Linked DNA regions of Homo sapiens: regions 1 and 2 are each linked to region 3. A link is a contact called in ENCODE Hi-C data. All regions are on one chromosome and are shown on one strand. The core of a region is the stretch at or near the end of the contact, and the rest is flanking DNA. Distances in the headings are between cores, read along the strand shown. Region 1 overlaps KLHL29 (kelch like family member 29). Region 2 overlaps KLHL29 (kelch like family member 29). Region 3 overlaps KLHL29 (kelch like family member 29).

What was found. A loop is a pair of places that touch in the nucleus more often than their neighbours do. Pooled maps may share reads with other maps.
Region 1: a loop to region 3 is called in a map of gastrocnemius medialis, with 4 times the contacts of the local background. The contact joins two enhancer-like sites. A Hi-C loop is called at or near these places in 8 of 168 maps with a recorded cell type or tissue (ascending aorta, esophagus muscularis mucosa, gastrocnemius medialis and 4 more) and 11 of 50 pooled maps.
Region 2: a loop to region 3 is called in a map of psoas muscle, with 2.9 times the contacts of the local background. The contact joins two enhancer-like sites. A Hi-C loop is called at or near these places in 6 of 168 maps with a recorded cell type or tissue (ascending aorta, gastrocnemius medialis, psoas muscle and 1 more) and 11 of 50 pooled maps.

What each region holds. Positions count from the first base shown.
Region 1 is chr2:23,600,978-23,605,320 of GRCh38, forward strand. All of the region lies in intron 3 of KLHL29 (kelch like family member 29), which reads left to right. Among named protein-coding and RNA genes, the nearest start is that of LINC02923, 220 kb to the left of the region's middle. RefSeq lists an enhancer at 1,129-1,684. Within about 2 kb of position 1,389, at least 8 of the 41 ENCODE cell types and tissues checked have a DNase peak (open chromatin) inside an H3K27ac peak, as active enhancers do; they include gastrocnemius medialis, where a contact is called at or near this core.
Region 2 is chr2:23,424,571-23,429,306 of GRCh38, forward strand. All of the region lies in intron 1 of KLHL29 (kelch like family member 29), which reads left to right. Among named protein-coding and RNA genes, the nearest start is that of LINC02923, 40 kb to the left of the region's middle. RefSeq lists an enhancer at 1,018-1,518. Within about 2 kb of position 1,446, at least 13 of the 41 ENCODE cell types and tissues checked have a DNase peak (open chromatin) inside an H3K27ac peak, as active enhancers do; they include gastrocnemius medialis and psoas muscle, where a contact is called at or near this core.
Region 3 is chr2:23,516,533-23,520,964 of GRCh38, forward strand. The region is part of intron 2 of KLHL29 (kelch like family member 29); the gene reads left to right. All of the region lies in intron 1 of LOC105374325 (a long non-coding RNA gene), which reads right to left. Among named protein-coding and RNA genes, the nearest start is that of LINC02923, 130 kb to the left of the region's middle. RefSeq lists enhancers at 481-981, 3,596-4,097. Within about 2 kb of position 2,084, at least 2 of the 41 ENCODE cell types and tissues checked have a DNase peak (open chromatin) inside an H3K27ac peak, as active enhancers do; they include gastrocnemius medialis and psoas muscle, where a contact is called at or near this core.

The DNA.
Region 1 (4,343 bases), core at 139-2,638, 84 kb after region 3:
GTAAACCTCACAACAACCCTGTGATGTAGGTATTGCCATTCCCGTTTTATAGAGAAGAAAACTGAGGCCTAGAGAAGCTAATCTGCAGCTCACAGATGTTCAAATAGTTTGGAGTTGAAATTGGGGTCTATCCTGCCCCCAAGTTTGCGCTCCTGGCCACTGATTGTGTTATACTAACTCCTGAACACTCACGCTCCAAGACCGCACAAAAAGGCGTCGTCAAAAGGGGAGAAGAGTTTATGAGTGTCTCCCAGGACCATTGAGGGGGCCCGGCAAGTCGGGGTACAAGATTTGCTCAGCCGAGAAAATTCATTTTAAGTGGGTTTTGGGTGGGAGTAAAGCGTCCTTGGTAGTGAAATGTCTGTATTCAGTGACTTCAAGCTGGGCTTGTGAATTTATATGAATAATTTGTTAATGGCAGTTACAGGAGTTGAAGTAATTTACGTGGTCATAAGGGAGTAAAATTCTGCCCTGGAATGTGCATGTGTATTCAAGCCTCCCCCTCTGTGGTTTGCCACAGGAAAGCATGGCAGGTCTGAGGTCTTTGGAAGCCTTGCTCATGATTGCAAACGAGACCAGGCCAGGGTCTGTGAGAGCTTAGCCATGCACCCAACCTCATTGTGATGTCCTGACATCTTCTAGATTGCAAACATCAACGTGTTCCTTTGCATGAGACCACTGGGGTGGGAGGGTTACTCTTAGCTCTGAGATACCCAGTGAGAAGCGTGAGGGCACCTTCCCCACTCAGTAGTGCATCTGAGGTTGGTAGGTTCCCAGGCTAGCCCACCACACTGACTGACATGATCTTGTCTGATGGAGACCCAGGGGTTTCCATCCCACATCCGAGCATGTTGTTATTCATGCCCCAGCCTTTGCACAGGGCCGTGCTGTTTGCACACCAAGCCCTCCGCAGTGTGGGGGTGGTAGTGGAGGGCTCAGTTAATAGCTGCTGCTTTGATATCAGGCTGTGAAGGACACTCTTGGGGCTCTGGAGCCAGGGGAGGACAATTGACGGGGGCTGAGGCAGGGCAGAGGGAGCAGAATCCAGTGGCTATGGCAGTCACTGCCCTGGAGAAACTCACGAAGGGGCAGGGGACACAGCAAGGGTCCCCCAGTGCATCCCTGGTCCCCCTGTGCCATGACGAGCACAGAGTATCCACTGCTCATTTTCCCCAGAATTTGGAGACAGCCAGAGTGTAGGGCCTTTTCATCCTAACACACAGAGACAGCCCGTGCCCGTCGGCAAGACATGACGTCGTTCCTGTGCCTCCCAGAGCATCTCCTGAGTCATCCGTCCCAGCACCCCCCTGCCCCAGGGCCTGCCCAAAGCAGGCGTATTGTGTTACCCTTTCTCCTTGCGCTTTTCTTGGTAACAGCACTGGCTGCGGCTCCTGCACAGAGGCCTCCTGGAGACATTCTGTCCTGGTCGGCCCCAAAGGCTGGCTCTGAGTCAACACGTCCATCCCTACCCTGGAAGCTCTTCCTCACTCTGCCCAGAGTCCTGTGTGAGGCCAGTGGGGAACTTTTAGGAAGCCACAACAGGGGTAGGGGGTCAGGAAAGCTGTGACTGTGGCTTAAAAGCAGGTGAATGTCCCTCCTACCCAAGGGACAGCTCCAGGCAGCTGCTCTACGTGAATTTTTTTTTTTTTTTTTTTTTAAGGAACAAGGTCTTGCTGTGTTGCCCAGACTGGTCTCGAACTCCTGGGCTCCAAGCAGTCTACCCATCTCAGCCTCCAAAAGTGCTGGGATTACAGGCGTGAGGCACCACTCCCGACCTCTACATGGGAATATTCTGTCCTCACGGTCTGAATCCCGGGTCAAGGGAAGACCTGGAAGTGTATGAGGTTGGCTCTCAGGTGCTACTCAGGCCCAGCCCAGGGGAGCCACACCCCATTGGCTCAGTGAGATCAGGAAGCAGGAGAGGGTCTGCTCAGCCTAGGCCAGCTTGGACTTGCCAGCAATTCTGGGGCTTCATAGACCCCTCTGATTTCTTAGGAAAAGACATCACAGCTCTTGCCAATCCATGAGTCACTGAGTATGGCGTGAGCCACCCTCTGTGCCCAGCCTGATGGTGGGCAGTCTGGGGTGAGGTCAGGACAATGCCTCTCTTCAGGGTAGGTCAAAGTCAGGGAAGTGACCCCCCACCCCAGGGCAAACAAGGGCTCAGGAAAGCAGGTTTGAGGTCAGAAGTGAAGTTGGACAGCCTTCCCTGGACCCTGGAACCGTGAGAAATGCCCACCCTGTAGGAGTTTCTGTAGCTGCTGGAGCCAGAAAAGGCAGCCAGAGGTAGGGCCTCAATCCAGAAACCCCGTTCATCCCACGTGGCTGGATCCCACCTCCAACCAGCAGTCAAGGTGTTTCCTGGGCTGGAAGATGAAGGCTACAGCGGCGGCAGTCAGGGCTCTGACAGCAGGAACAGGGGCATGTCCTCTGAGTTCTTGGGGGACCTCTGCTGGGCCCTGAGCTCTGTGTCTCGGGACAAAAATCCCAGATTCCAGAGCTGAAGGCACTTCCCAGGTTTCCTACCCAGCCAGTTGCTTTCCAGGTGGGGTCTGAGGCCCAGGCCTTTTGAAAGGCCCTGGCACGTTTGGAATAAAAATTCTGAAAGTGCTGATTTTCTAAAAGAGGGAGATCGAGGAGGCTGGCCGGGAAAGCATACCCTTCCTCGGGTGCTGGAGCCCAGGAAAGCCGTAAACACTGTGAGTCCACATCCCAGCCCTTCCCTGTCTCCAGGCCAGTCCAGCATTGTGTCCAGCCCTGGGGAGCAGGCCAGGCCGAGGAGCCCTGGTGGATTCCATCAGAGGCCCTGGTGCAGCTGCATTCACGGTCCAGCGGGAAAGGAAGGCTGCACTCAGCCCATCCCCGAGTTCAGTGCAGGAACAGCTCTTACGGGGTCCCCACTGGCCACCCAACATTGTCCCCGTCTCCTCCAGAGGGACTGTGCCCAGAGGAGGTGCCCAGATTTGTGGCGAGGTTGACCATAGCACCATGAAGTCGGTTCTGTGAGCTCAGGCCTGGGTACTGGGTGCACAGTTCTAGTGTGGGTCTGGTCTTCAGTGCTCAGGGTCTGGGGCAGCCCCCGAGGGGACCGTGTTGCTATCCAGTGTGAAGCATCTAGACAAAGGACCATTGGACAACTGGAAGATCCTTTCTTTTTTGTTTTTTTATTTTTTTTATTTTTTTTATTTTTTTGAGACAGAGTCTCACTCTTTCGCCCAGGCTGCAGTGCAGTGGTACAATCTGGGCCTCCCGAGTAGCTGGGACTACAGGCGCCCGCCACCACGCCTGGCTGTATTTTTAGTTGAGACGGGGTTTCACCGTGTTAGCCAGGATGGTCTCGATCTCCTGACCTTGTGATCTGCCTGCCTCGGCCTCCCAGAGTGCTGGGATTACAGGCGTGAGCCACTGCGCCCGGCCTGGAAGATCATTTCTATTCTCTATAACTGAGGCAGTTGCTGCTGGTTACCGGGCTTGCTAATAAATGGCCCCACTGGGACGCAAGTGTCACAGGGGGAGAGACTTGACAGTGATGAAAATGACTGATTTCCTGGGAGACAGCATTCCCTCCAGCAGCAGCAGGAGCCCTGGAGGTGGCCTTGGGGGGCTTTTCCTTCTGGTTCTGACACTACCATGTCCTGAGAGCTCAGGCCCCTGGAGCACTGAGTGCCCATCTGCAAAATGGAGAGAGAGCAAGTCACTTGGAGTCATTTTAGACCATCATAGATCTGAGCAAGAGGCAGGGTGAAGACAGAAAGGAGGACCTTCTGAGGTTAGAGGGGACCCCTTCCCTGGAGGTGGTGTCCTTACCACGCCTCTCCAGTGCCTCCTCCTCCCTGCTCCTTGCTGCCTGTCGGCCTGAGGTCCCCATCCTGACCCATGCTTCCTGCCCCCCAGCTGTGGGCTGCAGCCAAGGCCAGGGAAGCAGTTGTCCCCTCAGCCGTTTGCAGTACAAGGGCCAGGCCCCTCTGATGGGGAAATAGGAAGGGCTGTTGGGAGGGTCCGCTGAGCGCCCCAACTCCACCTGGCCCTGCCTGCTAGATCAGGCCTGATCTGACCTGCCACCGCCTTCCCTGGAGTAAGGCCTCAGCCACTGGGAGGGCAGCGTGGCCCTGTTCTTTTTCCTTTGTTGCTTTTTTTTTTTTTTTTTTTTTTGGAGACAGGGTTCACCCTGTCACCCAGATTGCAGTGCAGTGGCACCGTCTCAGCTCACTACAACCTCCGCTTCCCAGGCTCAAGGGATCTTCCCATCTCAGCCTCCTGAGTAGCTGGGACTACACAGCCAGCTAATTTTTTAATTTTTTGAAGAGACGAGGTCTCACTATACTGCCCAGGCTGGTCTTCAA
Region 2 (4,736 bases), core at 196-2,695, 93 kb before region 3:
CTCAAGGTTGTTTTTACCAGATCCATAAGTTGTGATCATCTATCTGATCCAAGTTCTTATATAGGTCATCTAAATGTCTTTAGTACATCAAATGAGAGGAAGAAAGAAGGGTGTGGGGGGCAGATAATACAGAGATAATTTAACCAGCTTGCCTTTTATTGATTAGAAAAAATTATTACCAGCAATGTGTTATTTGGAAGAAGGACTTATAAATCTCTCTCCGAATCTCGCTTTATCTCATCATTTAGATAACATTTGAACATTACTAAAACACTGCAGTTGATTTTCCTTACGCTCAAAAATGCACGAATTCTAACGATCGGGTCACAAAAGCAGTTTTTATCTATTTTTAAAGCTGATGCACATAATTAAGTTTCAATTATGTTTTAGATATGTTGGTCCCCAAACCAAAATGTCATTTTTTATTTGTCAACAAATCAGTCTTTCCTTGCACAACTAATTTAAAGGAAATGAAATGTTGTGTATAACGTTAAATGGGAAAATGTTGAAATGTGTCTTTATATATAATGAACGTTATTAAAAAATGGTCTTTTAATGCTCATTTAATATAATCCTTGAATAATATACTCATATAAAATATTTAACTAAAAATCTTTTTTACCATAAGCCATGCAAAAATGATAAAATGATTTTTTTTAATTGTAGGGGGTTTGTGAAATTATAGATTACTGTGAAAGGAGTTCATTAGTCAAAAACAGAATTGGAAATGCTGATCTAGAGACACAAAGCCCAGGGATTTCAGGAGGGAGCTGGAGAAGGGGAGAGAAGTGAGGGTGGGGAACAACCAGTCCCCGCCTGCTAAGGAATGTATGGCTTCCTCCTTGGGCGCCAGCAAATACCTCTCTCTCCAGGGCCGGCCAGACCAGGGTCCCATAGCAAATGCCAAAAGCTAGCCAGAGGTGAGGGCATTTAGGAGTGTTGCCTTTGAGTTCATCCTTCAAAGAACGCAACGCTGGGCAGGTAGCAGGGTGAGCCCCCTGCCTGCGTCCTACCCTGGTGTGGGGATAGGGAGTGAGCTGGAGACACAGATGAAAGGAAGCCAGTGTCCCCCCAGACTGCAGCCCCGAAAGGAGCAGCCCTTGGCTGATCCCCGCTAAGCTGCTTTGCCAGCTTGCCTTAGATTAGACTGGGTGTACTGGGTGCAGGCGACATCATTTCTGAGAACTGGCTGTCACATGACTTGGCAGAACAATAGCAGCCAGGTGGAATTTTGTTCCTTGTACCATTTGTGAGCACTGGAAGGACCACAGGACAATAGTGATCCAGGCTGGGTCTCTTTCTTCATAGGGCACAAATCAAAGCCCAGAGAGGTGGGAAGAGGCCGCCCAGGGCCTCAGGGTGGCCAAGAGCATGCTGTGTATACATTCTCCCAGGCTCCCATGTGTGCATTCTTCCAGTGTTCTGGGACAAGGGTGTGTGCCATTTCAAAGATACTGATCACAGAGGATGACTGCACCCTTCCCATGCCTGGGGAGTGCCTTTGAGGTGGGGAGATGGCCTCAGGGTCATGGGAAAGGCTCTTGGGAGGGACAACTGGGTTCTGGAAGGCTGTGGGAAGCGGGGAGGAGGGGATGAGTAGGGCAGAGGGTTAACTTACGCAACAGCAGAAACCATTCTACTGTACTCAGGCTCTGCAGGTGTTTTGTGACCCTCCTGCAGGAACATTTATTTGTATCTGTTCCAGCTGGTTGACCTGCCACAACCCATCCTCAAATGTATCAATCCAAGGTACTATTATTTATGGAATCATTGACTCATGAGCTCCCCAGGGCTCCCCTGCCAAGTGACTTCCCGGCGGCCACTGGTCACCTCCAGGAGCAGGAGCTCCTAGCCCAACTGAGGGGAGGCCCCTCTTCCATCAGCTTTTCCCCTCCAGTTCTGGTTCTTTCTGCCCCTCGGGGTCTCCCAGTGCGCACCTGGTCCGCCTGCTACAGGAAGGCCTTTCAGGCATGTAAAGAAGCAAAGACACCCTCCCCGCTGCTGCAAATAAACGCCCAATCTGCAAGAATGTCTCCTGCCCTGGCTCACACATACTTTTCATGTACTTTTGGCATCTGAGTCACGTCTCTAAATGGGCTGCAGTTTGTCAACATCCCATGGAAAGTATGGCCCGAGAATCCAGTGCAGCACTCAGAGCCGTGACTGGGACAGCAAAGGGCCAGGTTGCCAGCTCTTTCTGCCAAGGTCTCAGTGCACAGCTGGACCCAGCCTCAGCTGACAGCTCTTCTGGAAGCTTCTGTGTTCTAGCGGGGGGTGATACAGTCTGCCATGAGGGTGAAGTACACATGACGCACCCTGAAATCTAACCTCTAACAGAGCCACATGTGTCATTCAGAAAAGAACATTGCTTTCAAGGCCTTTTCTTATTCTAACCAGAAAAGTGATAGCACTCTTTTATAGAGTGATGTGGATTTGAGCCATTAAACGATTTGCTTACTGATACCCAGGCCTCTTGATCTGGCATTTCATATCCCAGGTGACCGCTGCATGGTGCCTCTGAATGTCCCTACTCTTTTTCCCAAAACAGTACCTAACAGGAGCTCAGGTCTCCTGACTCCACAAGAAGGTGCTGGCTAATTGCACAGCCGAAAACTGTGCAAGAGCCAGTTTGAAAGGGGGCCACACGTTGATCATTCTGGGCTGAATATTTTTGCGGCGTTCTATATTTACACCAAAATGGAGGTGAACTTAACAATACGGTGTTACCACAGGAAATGAATGAATCTGTCAAAAATCACTCTTTTACTGAATGACTTCTTTAACCTGAGCTGCCAGAAAAGTCTCTCACAGTGGGAAGTCATGCTTTAGATGGTGTGTCCTGATGAAAAATTGATATTGGCGGAAATAACATTTTTTAAAACTTCTAGGTGTTAACAGTAACTTTGAGTTCTCTGTGAGGCTCAGAGGGGTGGCGTGTTCTGCGTGGCCACATCCGTGTTTATTAGTTTATGGCCTTCTGCTGTGGCATTTCATCATCACAGCAAAATTGCAACCTTTCAGCGCCTGCGGACAGTCACGTTAAAATGGCTTTGAGGGAGAGATGGCTCATGTGGTCAGGCGTTTTGGTGTCACACTCAATTGGCTAAACATAGTAATTTTGGGGTCTATTATTGACTAATTTGGGTAATTCACCTACTGGGAAATATTTTAAGATAAAAATGTAAAATCCTGTCAGTGTATGAGCAAGGTCCTTGATGTCAGTTTTGTGACATATTTTTAAACACTGGAATCTGTTCTGTGGAATATTCTGGCATGTTGTAGTTAAGTAAAACAATGTTGGGAGCCCATCAGCTGTCTGTTTGCCCATCTTCCTGTGCTCATGGAGGCTCCTATCTGGGTGGTTATTTTATACCTGGGCGGCTCCCGTTTAATAGAGAATGCCATTAACAAGCGTGCCAGAGTCTGTCTCTGCCTGCAGCCTTGATTAGCCATCAGCATGCGTGAAAACTCATTTCTTGATTGGTGTCGAAATATGTCACACCCTGATGGAGCATTGCAGGCTATCACTGCTAACGGATTAATGACAGAGCACCTGCCGCATGGCCTCATCCACGACAGCTGCCATCCAGAGAGAACAGAGTTTGGACCGTGTCCGCAGAAGGCCTTGGAGTGTTGACGTGGGCAGGTCTAGGAATCTGCATGGGCAGAAATGTAGGGGAGCTGAGTCACTCTGCGGCAAGTGGCTGTGTCTTCCGCTGTCCCCCTGCATGTGAGGCTTGGGACCTGAAGGCCCATTTTCCCCCAGTGATGTTGCGAGGTAGGTGTTTAGGGTCTGGCATGGGTATAGGATTTCACTAGTTTCCCTCAACTTCTATCCCTCCTTCCTGGCACTCCATAATCACTTTACTATGCTTTGTCTTTTGCTGTGATGGGTGTCCCGGTCTCAGCTCCTCTCGCCTACCTGCACCAACAATGACCACACAACTGTTGTGTGCAGGCACCATTGCCAGAGTGCATCATACAGGTCGTCAGTCCCTTGGAGGCAAGAAAGGTACCTTGTTTACCATCCTACCCCCCGCCACACACACACTTAATTATGTTATATGATTGATACTCAGGGTTTCAGTGGCTGTTGTGAGTCAAATTGTCATTTGTGGCCGAGTGGTGAACAATGTCCCTCTTCTCGTGCCCAAACCTGAGGGCTGAATTGGAACTTGGCATACCCTGAAAATTTCAAAAGATTTTACATGATGCAAGGAATGATTTGGGGCCGTTGGCTCCCCCAACAGAACCAGCAAAGCCTCCCGGTACTTCTTTAGTATTTTGCTTTGCAATGTCCCAGCCTTTCCCTTTAAGTCTCCTTTTCGGACAATATATAGAAAGTTCTACACCACATCTCTCAGCCCAGGTTAAGCGAGGCTGGACTCTGGGTTCTCATCCTGATTCTGCTGCCAGCTCAAGGTATAGCTTTGGTTGGGCTAGTGTCTTCTCTCTGGGCCTTGACTCCCCTGTGTGCACAGCGAGGGAGTTTGGAACTCATGGCCAACTCTTTGGGTGAGGATCGTGAGCATCCACCTCTCCCCAACACCAGCCTGCACTTGGGTACATATGTTCACATACACCCAGGCACGCACGTGTGCATACATGCTCAGCTGGGCCCTGCTCTGTCACTGATGAGCCAGGGCCTCTAAGATCTGTTCTCTCCATGTGAGTTGCTTTTGTGCAGCCCAGGGAGCCATGGTTGCTGGCGCTGGGGCCTTGGTGCCCACATGTCC
Region 3 (4,432 bases), core at 834-3,333:
TTTGTGCCATGGCGCAGCAAGCTAGGTTATGATTATACCAGCCTCTGGGGTCTAGCCAGGTAGCCCCATGGCCGTTGATGGCTTTGTCTCTACAGGAAAATACATTTGGAGTTACAAACAGCTGACTTCTTGGCAGACTTCTTGGAATTCAAGCAGCTCATAGGCAAGGGGCTGGGAAGTGGACCCTCGAGCCGGTTGGCCAATCAGCAGGTCCTCCAGGGCCCTCATCCATGCCTGCCCTGGCACTGGGGAGGCCACAGAGGAATTAGTGAACAGATCTCAGCTTACAAAGCCTCACAGTTTGATCTGGGGTGAGGCAGGAGGCAGGAGGCAGGGATTCCCTCCAGACCCTCAGAGCAGAACCAAGTCTTGCGTGTGGTGTCCCGCCAGCCCATGTCTCTGAAGACAGGGGAGGCAGCGTGGGCTTTGTCAGGCTGGTGACGGACGTGCCTGGGAGCAAGAGCCTGGGTCCAGAACCTTCCTGTCACAGGGAAAGTGCAGAGCTCCCTGTTTGTCAGCTGCTTCGTGGTGCGGAGCCTGCAAAGTCCAGGGAGAGGTTTCGTGCAGAAAGCCCTGTCTCCCTGTGCCCGCTGTGGACGTGGAAGGCAGAGGCGCGTCCTCTCTCAGCCACTCTCCTCCAGCCCGGGGGTCTGCCGTCCGCTGAGCTCTTTTTTCTTTAAACTTAGGAACAGAAGCCATTTGACAGAAACTTTTAAAAACAACCTAACTAGGCTGGGCGCGGTGGCTCACGCCTGTAATCCCAGCACTTTGGGAGGCCGAGGCGGGTGGATCATGAGGTCAGGAAATCGAGACCATCCTGGCCAACATGGTGAAACGCCGTCTCTACTAAAAATAGAAAAATTAGGTGGGCCTGGTGGCACGCACCTGTAGTCCCGGTTACTCAGGAGGCTGAGGTAGGAGAATCGCTTGTACCGGGGAGGCAGAGGTTGCAGTGAGCCGAGATCGTGCCACTGCACTACTCCAGCCTGCCGACAGAGCGAGACTCCGTCTCAATAAATAAATAAATAGAACCTAACTAATATAACATTTGAAATTTGGTCCTTTCCAGAATCTTTTCCCATCTTTTTAACATGTGCAGAGTGGATACAAGGCTGCCTCGTGTTTCCCATTTTTCTCCTAATGGAATTCATGTCTGGGTCTCCATGTGTCGCCGGAGTCCACTCCCGCTGAATGGATGGCTGCCCAGGGTTCTCTGCTCCTAGGGCACATTTGCTCAGCAGCTCCCTGTGGTAGAAAACTGGCTGGGCCCATTCCCACCACTGGAAAGTCACTTTAGTGCAGTGTCTTCTTGCCTCTAAGATACATTGGCCTTCCATTCTTTGAGCCTTGTGGGGTTAATGAGATGGAGAGTGAAGTAGGTATTTTTGTTCTCCCTCAGACCCTCATGGACAAGTCATGTTTTACCTCTGTGCTTCAGTGTTCTCCTCTTCAAAACAGGGAGGATGAGAAGTCCCCTTTCCCAGAGGACTATGAAGATTAAATGAGATAGTGTGTAGCTCATCATAAATGCTCAAGAAAGGGGAGCATAGAAGTAATAATTAGAGTAACCCCCTGAATTATCCTTGTTCTGGGAAAGCAGACAAGTCCGGTGGGCTGGGGGCCAACTTCCTCAGCCCCTCCGTGGGGACCCAGCCCGGAGGGAACCTGAGACTTGGCCTATGGCTCCTCCTCCCACATGACCCTGACGCTGTAAATGTCGCCTAACAGTCTTAAGCAGTTTTCACTGTGACCTGTTGTTATTTTCCTTGCTTAGAAGTAAAGATGTAAGCGTTGGAGCCTACCCGTTGACTCGTGAGAGAACCCAGTGGTCCTCTGGGAGGGCAAGTGTTTGAGCCACTGGGGATTAGGGAGCAAGAGCCTGGCTGCAAAGAGAGGGGGGATCTTCCCTTCTCCAGGAGATGCTCACGGATCTCAGGCCCTCGCTTTCCTCTGTCTGCTGAGCCCCATTTGGGCCTCTGCCTCTGCTACTTCCGTGGCCTAGAAAAGACAGCCCTAGAAAAGAAACCCCAGCTGTCCCCTCCGGGAAGGCTCTGTGCACCTTCTCCATGCTGGTGTGGGCGCTGTAGCACTCCCTGGCCAGTACCCAGGACACCTGAGCTCCCCACCAGCTTCCACACGCAGCAAGCACCGCATGTGCTTGCTCCCCACTGGGCCTGGTCCACAGCTGCACACGCCAACACATGCACCTGGTCCAGGGCCCCAGCCATCCCCTGCCCTCCACAGTCACTCCTAGGTCTGAGCCACCCCACAGCTGTCCCTTTCCTTTCTCCTATCCCCATATCATGAACTGGGTGACCATCCTCCAAGAGAGTGGCTCCAGATGTCCTGAGCAGGCATCAGAAGCAGCCAAAGTGTTCAGTCTCCTCTGCTTTCTCGGAAAAATGTTTTCTTTTTATTAGTGACTTCCCCCAGGCAATCCTTAACCCAGGGAAAGAGGCTGCTCTGTGGGCCTAGTGAGGGCTGGGCTGCCAGGCGGCATGTGGAGAGCCCACTTCTCTCCTCTCTGGGAGTCCTGCACAGACCATGCCCTGGAATGCACTTTCCAGTCTCAAGGCTTTTCTCATGTTCTGTGGGGTCTGTGCCCAGAGGCTATGTCAGAAGCTGCAGCCACCAAGCGGGGACAGCCTCCCTAGGTAAACTGACACTGACCCTCCGCTAGTCAGTCTTGGACCCGTCCACTACCCCGTCATCCACCCATGACTTCTTCCAGCCAGATCCAGCTCCTATGTTGTCAGCCTTGGCAATACCCCAGGGTCCCAGGTCCCCCGTCCTCCCCTCCCCCCCAGGCTCCCTCCCACCCAGGCATTCTGACCTGCTAGCTCAGACCCAGAATCCTGCCTCCCATGGCATCCGATGACTCCCCCTGGCCAGTGTGCCAAGGCCTCTAGACAGCTGCTGCCACACCCTCCAACTCTGGCCAGCCCCGCAGCAGAATGAGGCTTGGGCCCAGGACCAGGGTGTTGCCCTATTTAGGAGCTGTCAGCAGAGGGAGTGTTGGCATAAACCACCCTGGGGTATGTGAACCCAGAAAATCTGAGACAGGTCTCGGTGAATTTAGAAAGTTTATTTTGCCAAGTTGAGGACTCGCCTGTGACACAGCCTCAGGAAGTCCTGACGACATGTTCCCAAGGTGGTCGGGGGACAGCTTGGTTTCATCCATTTTAGGGAGACATGAGACATCAATCAATATATGTAAGAAGTATATCGGTTCTGTCTGGAAAGGTGGGACAACTTGAAGCAAAGGCAGGAAGACCCAAAGTGAGGAGGGAGCTTCCAGGTCCCAGATAGGTGAGACACAAAGATTGCATTGTTTTGAGTTTCTGATTAGCCTTTCCAAAGGAGGCAATCAGATATGAATCTATCTCAGTGGGCAGAGGAACTTTTATTAATGAACTTGATTTTATTAATGAACAAATTTATTTTGAATAGAATGGGAGGCTGGTTTGCCCTAAGCAATTTCCAGCTTGAGTTTTCCTTAGAGATTTTGGAGGCCCCAAGATATTTTCCTTTCACTGGTATCATCCACCCAGGAGAGAAGCCAGGTCAGGGAGTGGCAGAGAGAGGAGGACGGGTCTGAAGACTTCCTAGTCTCATTGAAGGTGGTCAGTGACCACCCCAGGTGAGGGTGAAGCCCTCTGCTAAATAGAAAGCAGCCCAGACAAGGCCAAATCCACCTCAAAACGGGGTACAGGGCAGGGGTGTTCATCGTGTTAATTCTGTTGGGCTTGGCCTCTGCGCTTTCATGGGCTCAGATACCTAAGCCTTCCAGGGCCTCAGGTGCCTGATCTGCACCCAGGGAGGGCTGGAGGGAAAGGAGCCTGAAGGGGCTTTCAGGGCCTTCTGTGATTCGTTGACTACTTCAAACAAAAACAAAGCCTTCCCAGCCGGGGTGATGGAGGAAAATAAGAACAAAGCTGGCTGTGTTTGCTTGTGTTGGAATCCAAGGAGGGGACCTACTGGAATTTCCCTCCCTTTGCTGGAGGCCAAGGTCAGGCCACTGCCCTGACCTCTGTTTCCTGGGCCCTGAGATCATGGCACTGTCAGAGCCCACTGGGAAGGACAGGCGCAGGTGATTATTTATACAAGTCTTTTCTTTCAGTGGACTATTTACGTACTCCCAACACTTTAAGGAAAGAAACTTTGGTTTCACAGTGGATGAAAGTTTTCCCATGCTTTAAGGTGACTCTTTCATACATTTCTTCTTAGTACAACACAAATCTCATTATAGGAATTTCAGTATTTTAACAAAAGGAACCACAGTCATCGTAATGAGATCCCCGAATAAAGTTCAGTTCATTTTCATCTGTCTTTTCTCCCCAAATATTATTGCTAGAAATGTTACATTATCATAAACCCGAGTTCAGGATGCATAGTTTCCACAATTGTCTTCTTTCCTCCATATACAAATTCT